Linked DNA regions of Homo sapiens: region 2 is linked to region 1. Evidence: chromatin loops called from intact Hi-C (ENCODE). Cell type or tissue: Caco-2. All regions are shown on one strand. Links, peaks and the distances in the headings refer to the core of each region. The heading gives the core; the rest is flanking DNA. Region 1 overlaps LOC107986620 (a long non-coding RNA gene). Region 2 has its middle 44 kb from the start of CEP162.

Region 1 (5,392 bases), core at 78-5,077:
TTTCTCCCTTCCCACAGGCTGGATTTAGGATAGTGACCCTACTTCAACCATATAAGCAAGGTTATAATCCTAGGAATTTGCAAACAGAAGGAGCCACACAGAAGGAACCTACATCCCTGGATGACACTGAAGACAAGAGGCATTTACCTGCCTACTCCATGGACTGTAAAGTGGAAAAAATGACCTATAGTTTTTGAGCCATTCCATTTATGTTTTTGTCTTTATTTTGTTTGCAGCAACTTACTTGGATCCAGGTAATCACATCCAACCTAGGGGTAGGGCCCTTGCTGTGAATGACTAATCAATATTTATAACTTCAAAGACTTGACCTGCTTTAAGGTGCAAATAGCTCTGGTCAATTTTGGTGACTTGTATCGGAAGGCAGTTAATCAGGTAAACAAAAGATAGTTTTCAAAGAAAATTTTCTTCAGGAGGAAAATGTTACGGCATTATTTATCCTTTATCTTTTATTGGTTGGGGAACAAATAGATGAAGGAAGAAAAACTGAGGGCTGTACAAATAGAAACTGCTTGCTGATGCTGTCCTGGCTTCTGTGGTAAGAATGTCTTTTAGAGACCCTGGGACAAAAAGCAACACTGAAAAATCTAAGATGTGTGGCAATTCTTTGATATCAAAAATCATTGAATGGTTCTTTTCTAAATTCCTAACTCCCTGTTTTGCAGACATCACTTCCTGATGACTCTAATTATTTTGTTGTATCACAGTGATGTTTTGCCAGCCAGTAGAAACACAGTATTAGTCCACATAGTAGTATTAAAAAAACTTTAAGCTAGGATAAGAACTACGTGTCTTTGAGCTGTCTACACTGAACCTGGTATGTGACATGTTATGATAATAATAATGGTAATGCTAATAATAGTAATGATATTACAGGAATAACAAAAGAGTCCTTTCATCTCAAAAGCATGGGTCTAACTTACTCTCTGTGTCTCAAAAGTTTAACATCATTTTTCTAGTCCGGTAATAGATTGGTTTTGCACCAGGGTAATAGTTCCTCTTAGTTCCCTCTATAATGTGCAGTTGGGAGACACTTGACACTTCCCCCAGCCAGGGGGATCATATGAAACTGGCCTGCATTTAGTTTTAGCAGAAAAAAAAATCTAAATAATGGAACTAATCATTCAAACTGTAAAAAGTACATATGCAGAATTACTAGTATTTACTTGATTTTCCTGCCAACCTTCATTATGTTACTTCATAAGAAGATAAGAAAAGGAATATCATTTGTACCTAGATCATTGGATGCACAGTAATGCTTAGTTACCAATTCATGACTTTGTGAAAAATATTCCCAAAGGACAGCATACTCTTCCTATGTAACACCACTGAACAAATCACTGCCACATGTGTCCTTTGGTGTATCTGTGGCCTGAGAATTATTTAAGGGCCAAATTTATATCCTATTCTTTAACTACCAAGTGATCTTCCTTCCCTAATTAAACAGATACTCAGAGCAACAACTCACAAATGATGTTCTTAAATGACACTAAAAGTCTCAGGCAAGATCTCATTGAACTGTTGCTGAATCCTTGGTTACAGAGTTTTTTCTTTATAACATCTGAATTAGTTTCATGGCTGAAACTATAATTGGCCTCTCAAATGTGGTAGTGAGAGATCTGGCTTAGTGACAGAAAGACCAAAATCAGTAAATGAGGGAAAATAACAACCTAGAGAATAATGACTGAAAGAAGAACATTAATACTAAATAATGAAGAAGAATGTAAACAGATAAGAGACTCAGAAAGCCCTAGATCTTTAAAAGGCTGAAAGAGGGAGGGCAAAGATAAAAAATGATAAGACCTGTCAAGAAGAACAAAGTCAATGTGTGTACATTATTCAGTTTAAGGAATTAGAGTCACAAGGTCAAGTGTGGGTAACAGTAAATATGAATGATGAGGAATAAAATAAGTAAAAAGCAAGCTAGTTTCATAAATCAATTCCACAGCAACTTAGCTGGGGGGAGGTGAAAGGAGAATGGAGGATAACCCATTGGAGCCTGTTGAAATGTCAAGATCTATTACCAATTACTAAATATCAACGTGTTCATGCAAAATCCCAGTGTTCAGGGTCATAAAACAGTGCATTCCATGGACCAGTGGGGATTATCTAATTTGCACTTTGAAGTGCACTTAAACAAAACAAGAGAAAACATGGGCATTTGTAGCAAGAGGAAAACATACATTAGAAGATAAGTAGAATGAAAGAACATATAAGCCCCCATCTCAGCCTATTATCCCAGGATGGTCTCTGAGCCCACCTTGGAGGGGACCCCATTTCTGCTTCTTTGGCTGTACAATGCCAAGGAAGAAGCTGCTATAAAAGACAAGCAAAGGGGGAGGTCTGGAATGAAGATTTGGGCAAGAGTCCATACGCCAAGGTTAAGGGCCAGAACTTCTGCTCTTTGCACTCTCCCACTGGGAGCTGTACAGGCAGGAGAAACAGGGATGGGCCCCTTGGGGAAGAAGGGGACACTAGAGTTGGCCACTAACAACAGATTAAAGCCCAATGTAAACAGTGTGCTGGACACATGTGGGTTGTAGAGAGAGTGGTGATGAATAAGCCTGTATCCAGGCAAGGACTTCAAACAGGAGGAGGCTGAGCAATGATGAAAATGATTCAGTGCCCTCAGAAATGACTCATGAGAGGAACAGAATGTGAAGAAAACAAAGAAGAAATGTCCACATTTATCAAGCACTTGACAAATGATGGGGGATGCACAATTAGGGAGAGCAAATCATTGGAACAGAGTAAAGACAAGAAGGGAGGCCATAGGCAGTCTGAAAAGAAGAAATCCAGGGATGCAAGGGCAGCAGTATCATAGAGTGGATTAATCCGCTCTCACTGAATTATGGTCAACACAAATTAATCTTGCAGTCCAATTGATTTAACACTGAACTGGACTGTAAAATTCAGGGAATGCTGATTCTGTTTGACTAGCATTGGTCTCTACCTATTTTGTGAACATCTCCATTCTCAGGCTCTTTCTCCCTTTAGGTAGGGCTGATCTCCAGCAGGTCTGCTCTGGTAGAGCCTAATCAGGTATATGCCGATGCCATACCTGACTGGGTAATGTTTATATAATACTTGTTGCTACATGTTTTCGTTATCATTTCTACCTTCAAGTATTCAGATAACATTCTGAACCCATTTGAACTAAACTTTTTTAAATGACCTAATTGATACCTGTGTTTTGGACTAACTATTCTAATCTGTTATCTTTCTCTCTCTCTCTCTTTTTTTTTTTTGGTATTGCCCAATCTTTCTAAATCACTCCTTGTACTATGTCTTCCATGTCTCTGAGTGACTAGAGAGACCAGAGCTTGTAACTGAACATGGCACATGAATAAGGGGGAAAAATCCAAAACAGGCATTGGTTGTGTTGTTACTGAGGCTTCAGGATGGGTTTGTTACTGCACTGCATAACCTAGCTTATACTGATTGATACATTCACTTTAAGCTAACGTTGTATAATGTGTATTATAAGTCTGGACCTACAGCCTTCAGTTTTATTCACAAAGAACTATCCATAGAATTAGTACCATATATGATTCTGTATGCATATTATAGATAAACCCTAGATCAGATAATAGAGTTTCCCCAATTGTGCATTTAATAATTAAATGAATGTTTGTGGACTAAATGAATGAATGAATGAAAATGACAATAAAATGGTACCAGGAATCTCTGAAATCTAGCAAAATTATTTATAGAATCCTCCCAGCATTTTGTAATTGGAAGGGACTCTAAACACAGCTACTCCAGTCTCCCATGACATCCCTTCCATGGGTGTATCCAACCTCCCCAAATATTTCCAGTGTCAAGGAGCTCACCACCTTATAGGATAGCCTTGTTTTGCATGTGGTGAGTTCTGACCCTAACACACATGTGTTTAACTCCTGTAATCTTTGTCTCCACTTAAATGGAATCCCCTGAGAGAATTAACGAATATTTTGTGTTGAGTTTTATACTCAATGGTGTAGCCAGTTTCCTTTCTTTAGCAACCCAGGGTCCCACACTGAGGCATGATTGGTCTCTCTCAGCACTGTGGTTCCCCATTAGAACTTCCACTTCTCACCTTCTCCAGCCTCTAGTCAAATACACATGTCTGGAGTTATATTTGAAATAACTGTAATAAACGATCTGAACACTTTAACATAGGCTTCTTGGGGAAATGTCTAACCGAGGGAAGTTTTTACTGATATGGACCTACATACCTTAACAGGTAAGAGAGAAAGATACTCGGGGCCAGACAGACCCTGTTTGGAGCTCTAATCTTACTATGCAGGCAGCTCTGTGTTGTACATTTGTATAGAGTTTGTTTTCTTTATCTTACTTTGTCCTGACCTTTCACTAGGTGGAAGATTAGAGCATTTTACTCCCTTGCTTAGCTCCAAATTCTCAGGCATTTATTTTTGAATGTATTTAAACCTCTAGCTAGAGCTTTCAAAAAGTTCTTTCTCCCTATTAAATATTAAGACCATAAAACAGAAAATGAGTTTTCTTAGATTTGAGAAGTGCACAATTGGTACATCTTAAAACAGCGCGTGCGTGCATGTGCACGTGTGTGATGGGGGTTGTGTGTTTTCTGTGAGCAACAGTTGTAATGGAGGTTCAGTGGGAAGAGTCTGAGCATTGGAGTCACAAGGCCCAAGGTTTGAATCCTAGCATATGAACCTTTGAGGAAGTCACTACTTTGAGTTTCGGTTTCTTCATCTGTAAAGTGGGTCTAATGATATCACATTCTAGGATGGTTTTGAAACTCAAATATTCCTGGCACAAGAGGAGCACAAAGTCAATATTTATTTCCTCTTTCTATCCAAGAGGAACTTTTGTGGGAAAACTTTCTCATTATAAATCGCTAATTTTCTTTAAAAATAGATCTTCATTGTTCAATGAAGCTAAGAAGAAGAGTAAACACATACTTAGCCCGAGATAAGTATATAACACATATGCAGATCTGGAAAGGGCTTTCTGTCAAAAACCATCCTAAATTAGCGTGGTTAAGCCCTTGTGTTGTTAACAAGTAGAATGGTGACTATGCCTGTTCCATGCACTTTGACACTACACTGCCCTGGTTTGACTCACAAGCATGACTCGACTTTGACTTAGGTATCTGATTGACTTTTGGAGGCAGGTCAGATTCATTTCAGCATCACCCTTGAAACACTTTGCAGCCAGCTGAGTTCATTCCATGTGACCCTGAAAGCCACTGAAGTCACTGTAGCAGCCCCTGGGATCATCCTTTATCAAGAGATTTGTATTCCAACGGGCAATTGTGGATTATCAGGCCAGTTCTATTGTAGACTTATTCCCTTTCCACCTACCTTTACTTATGCTGTTTATCTTACCTCTAAAATACACTTTTATCTTG
Region 2 (5,392 bases), core at 282-5,281, 250 kb before region 1:
AATATTCACTTAGCAAGTAAATCACTCAAGAGACATGCATACCAGGACATCTTAGGCTCTGGTGATATACAGATCAATTGAATTGCAGAAGCTTGCAGGGTACTAATATGTATTAGGCCATTTTTACATTACTATAAAGAAATACCTGAGACTGGGTAATTTATAAAGAAAATAGGTTTAGTTGGCTCACAGTTCTGCAGGCTGTACAGAAAGCATGATGTTGGCATCTGCTCAGCTTCTGGGGAGGCCTCAGGAAACTTACAATCATGGTGGAGGGTGAAGTGGCAACAGGCACATCACATAGTCAGAGCGGGAGCAAGACAGCCAAGGGGAAGACGCCACACACTTTAAAACAACCAGATCTCGGAAGAACTCACTATGGTGAGAACAATAACATGTGGATGGTGCTAAATTATTCATGAGAACTCTGCCCCCATGATCCAATTAGCTCCCACCAAGCCCCACTTCCAACAATGGGGATTACATTTCAACATGAGTTTTGGGTGGGGACACACATCCAAAGTATATTATAGAAGGAATAGTCATATAGATATAATTATAATGCAATGTGGTCAATGCTGGAAAACAAGGATGTAATGTGTGCCAATGGAGTACAGAGCACTAACCCTGATGATTTTGAAAATTAAGAGTGGGGACTAAAAACTGGCAGAGATGATAACATACATTTGTATAGTACTTTATGGTTTCAATGCATTTTCAGATGAATTTTTTGTTTGATGGTCCCCAGGCACTTTGAGGGAGAGCAGATTACTTCTAACAAATTAGGAAAAATTAGAGATTTGCCCTGTGTCACTTCACTAAGTCCATGCTCTGGTCTTCTATTTTCAAATCCATTATATCATCTTCCATTTATGCTATTTAAATATGACATCACTGGTGTTAGAAAATAGGAGACACTTAATGTTATTTATATTCTTTTTTAAAAAAAGAATAAATGTTAAATTTATTTGGATAGGAACAAAATTTTTTACTTTTTAACACTTTTCATAATACCAGCATGATGCTTCTAACAAAGTGACAAAATTGCTGCTTGACTAATAGATGAAATGATTTTGTCAGTATTGAATACTGATGAAAAAACCTCTGCCAATCAATGCTTAATCTGTCTGATGAATAAAATTTATCTTTCTTTTGAAATATTTAAGGAGTCTTTTTCATGGTTAAAGGTTAAAGCCTGTCTCATTGGTTTCCTTAAAAATATGTTTTTCAACTTGCAGTCTGTGTGTTATTATAACAAATAAAAACATTCTTAAAAGCCCTGGGTAAGCTTTTTCCTTTAGATAAGTGCTATGCTACTAGAACATATGACATCGTATTTGGCCTCAATGTTTGGAAATGAAACGGTAGAAAAATGACAAGCTCTAGTGGCCACGTCATCATAGGGAATAAAATTTAAAACGACTGACGAAGTTTGAGGAAACTGACTATTTTTAAAATTGTACATTTATCATGACAGTTTTGGGGCTAATCTCTGGAACCAGCACAAGGATGAATGAGGTAATATTTGCACATGTTGTGGATAAGATAACCAGAGTGGGGGAAAGTCCATTTCCAGGCTAATGTGCAACTAAGATTATATGCTTGATGGCTGGAAACTGCTGTGTGGTTAGGATAATATAGGTTAAAAAAATGATGCTGATGGAATGGTGAGCAGTTACCCTGGATCTGAAGCTTTCTGAATGGAGGCATGAAAAGAGGAGGCAGGGAAAGAAGTAGGTAGGAGCACACCAAGAGAAAGATTTGGGAAGCAAGAAAATGTGGAGTAAACTACCAAACTCCCTCACAGAAATGACATAGTAAGGGTTGGCAATTAAAACTTCAGTGAAAAGTGAAATCTCATGGTAAACCTAGCTTAATGCTGTTCATGTGTACATTAGAGTATGAAGGGAGATTGTAACACTGATTCCCATTCCTTACTACCCAGATGTTATTACCATCAGAGAAATGTTCAGAGGTCTTATTTGGACCCACTTTGGTTTATTCTGTGGCTTTGAGGAAGGGGAAAGAAAGCATTGTGAGGGACGTGTTGACTGAAATGGGCCATTAATTTCATGTCTCTTTTGTATAAAGCACTTTTAAAGTGTGCCAAGGCATTTTAAGTGTTTTAACAACATGCTTTTGTGACAATAGAGAAGCAAGGGTATTTTTTCATGGTATCAATAAAAATATCATGGTAATTTACAGGGTTGAACTGGACACTAAATTGGCTCACAATGGAGTTCTTTCAATGTGGACAGAGATAGAAGCAACCTTTATTTTATTCCTGAGCCACTGAGATGAGAATAAACATGATCTCTGTTTGTCTCCATGATCTGAAATCTTGTTTGCCAGGGGGGTTGAGTTTTATGGAGGGTCCCCATTTTTGGAACTCTCTTTTCTCTACCCAACAGATCCCAGATTTACAAGCTTTGAGGACTTAGAAGGAAAGAAAAAAGGCATATTTGTTTCTTTCTTAACTGGTGTAGGTTTCCAGATGGTATTAGATGCTGTTATTGGCTGAGAAGAAACACTTGTTTTTGTCTTAGTCTTGTACTTGGGTCTGCAAACTTGGCAAATGGCTCACTTTGAATATCTAAACAAATAAACAAAGCATTTTCAGAATTTGCTGACACTCAGTATCCTATCCTTCTCAAATGTTGCCAGATGCAAACACCAAAGGCCAATTTCTTTAGTTTCTGCTCTGCTCAGAATTTCTTTAGAGAATTACACTGGTGAGAATTTTATATCTGGTTCTTTACATTAATGTGTGTGTGGATACATGATTCCATGGCTGTTCACTGATGAGTTAAGTTGCATCTGGAAACAAGATAGAAGTTTGTGAGTCATGCCTGATGGAGCACTTTCATATTAATATCACATTATGTATGTTTCTACTATTCAAGATATGGCAGCAGCTACTCTGGGATGCAAAGATATTTGAGACCAAGTTTCTGACCTGAAAGTATCCATAACATTATAGAGATACTGATGAATACATATACCACATTTCAAATTTGATGCTCTGAGGGAAAAGTGAGGGAGATAATAAATGGGCTCGGTGGACAGAAGCAAACACGGGCTCTGCAGTCCAGGTAGACATGGGCTCAAATTCTGACTCTGCTACTTCCTTACTTAGACACATTCTTTACCTTTTTATTTCATTATCTGAGAAGTGGGAAAATTTGCAGTCATTTCACAGGGGTGTTTTGAACACTAAATAGGATACCACATAGAAAATGCCCAGCACTGTGCCTAATGTATAAAAGGTGTTCAGCAAACATTGGTTCCTTCCCCCAGAAAGGCAATAAAGGACCCATAGCTGAGGGTATAAGGGAATGTTTGCAAATAAGTGGCCTATGAGTGGAGTATTGAAGGATGCACAGAATTTCACACTAATAATTTGAAGGACACTGTAGAGAAAGACAGAACAGCAAAGGCTTAAGGAAAGAAGCTTGTTTGGGGGAATGACATGCAGTTCAATTTGACTAACTAACAGGATACAAGCAAGAGGGTTTTGTGTAGGGATGGGCTATAGAGGCCTTGTAGGGCCTCCAAATGCAATGTGAGGAATTATAAAATTCTGTGACCAAAAAGTGTCAGTGGGATATGTAGTGGGCACGATACATTGTCCCAAAGAAACATTGATCTGGTGACAGTATATTCACTGGATTACAGTAGGGAGTGACAAAAGCTAGGGAATGATTTTAGGGTGGTTGAGAAGTAATGAAGATTTAAACTGGTGTGGCAGGAGGAAAGGGAGGGAGAGGACATGAAAGTGTGAGATGAGCAAAAAGGAAACTGGAATTTCTCCTTTGGTATCTGCCCATACTACACTCTCTTAACTCCCTACATAGATGCTTGTTCTTATCACACCTGAGGAAATTTTGTTTGTTTTCAGGCTCACCTCTTCTACTGGTCTAAGAGTTCACTGAGGACTATATTTTGTTCATCTTGGTATTTCTAGACTCTATTGCAGAGCCTGAGAACATAGTCCTTGAAAAGAGTTTGTTTTTTATTTTTAAATATATTTTATTTTTAAATTTTTAAAATTTTTAATTTTTGTAGGTACATGAGATGTTATGTACAGGCATGCAATGTGAAATAAACACATCAAGAAGAATGGGGGTATCCGTCCCCTCGATCATTTATCCATTGAGTTGCAAATGATCCAATTGTACTCTTCAAGTTATTTTAAAATGTACAGTTATTACTGATTAAACAGGCAAAAACAAATGCTGGCAAGGATGTGGTGAAATGAGTTTATTTAACACGAGAATAAATGTGGAATATGGACAAAAACATATACAATGGTAAGAGGAAAATAGAAAAGAGAGCAAAAGATAAGTGAAATGGGGAAGGAAGTAAGGAGAAAGATGAGAGGGTTGTTTTGGAACAGCTTGAGTTCATTCACAACCAGGGATGTGGAATTGTAGCCATTTAAAAAATTAGATTAACACTTCCCTTCTTTTTTTCTTTTACCCTGAAGCCCTCACCCCATGCTCTGCCCTTAATAAATAATACTTGATGAAGATGGTGATGATGTGTCCTCTTCATGCTAATCCAGGCAGTTCCCAGTTTATGAACGGATTGGGTTCCAAAAATCTGTTGTAAGTCAGTTGTTTAGCTATTGGAATGTATTTTTCCTTTGAGACAATGTAACACTCAGTGGTTAAATTCTCCAACTACTTCACAAAAGGTTATTTAATCCACAACGTGTTGGAATTATAGTGCTAATGTACTGCAGAATAGTAATTCCTTATAGGCATATTATGTACCTCTTGATGGTTTACAAAGTGGTTTTGCATACATTTTGAAAAATGGAACATCTTTGCATATTTTTCCCATGGAAAAAATGTGTTCCAAATTTTAAATGTAGAGGCCAGTTACACATCCTCCACCCACTCTGGTCTCAGTGAAAAGACTTGGCTTCCAAAGAGAGGCTCCCACACTGTCCTCTCCAGAAGCCTCACTCCAAGGGAGATCCTAAGATGACAGCAGGGAGGTAGGATGGGTGTGTGTCAGTGCAGGAGGACTTTGCGGTGAGTTGAACCATCACTGGGTTTATAGTCAGTAGAGTGAGTTTGAATCTAGATTCTGCCACTTACCAGCTGGTAAACTATGTGAGTGTTAAGTTTCCACTTACGCAGAGTGAGGATACTGATATTTTCCTGATGGGGTTTGGTGATGTTCAAGATGAGAGGATGTATAAGGAGCATATGGCATACTACACACATAATGGATGCTCAAAAATGTTCTCTTTATCCTCTTCTGCACTTGCCCACCACCAAACCCTAATGAGGAGTGCGTAGACAGAGTTCCTGCGGTGATCAGTTTGCTGATGGGCAGGGCAAGGGTTCAGGAATCAGGGAGAGCCTAGGTGGAGGATGCTTCC

Evidence for each region. Peaks named below come from ENCODE experiments on the same cell type or tissue, not always from the same donor. Only the 100,000 strongest peaks of a DNase experiment are listed, where the experiment ranks them.
Region 2: it touches region 1 in a loop (6-fold over the local background); 1 of 110 quality-filtered maps calls a loop at or near these places.

The regions. Positions count from the first base shown.
Region 1 is chr6:84,519,736-84,525,127 of GRCh38, forward strand. LOC107986620 (a long non-coding RNA gene) reads left to right here. Exons shown (of 4, transcript XR_001744236.1): 3 at 18-254. Among named protein-coding and RNA genes, the nearest start is that of LINC01611, 48 kb to the left of the region's middle. In Caco-2, for the core only: no CTCF peak of the experiment used is centred there; a DNase peak (open chromatin) is centred at 2,516.
Region 2 is chr6:84,268,682-84,274,073 of GRCh38, forward strand. No RefSeq gene overlaps it. Among named protein-coding and RNA genes, the nearest start is that of CEP162, 44 kb to the left of the region's middle. In Caco-2, for the core only: no CTCF peak of the experiment used is centred there; no DNase peak of the experiment used is centred there.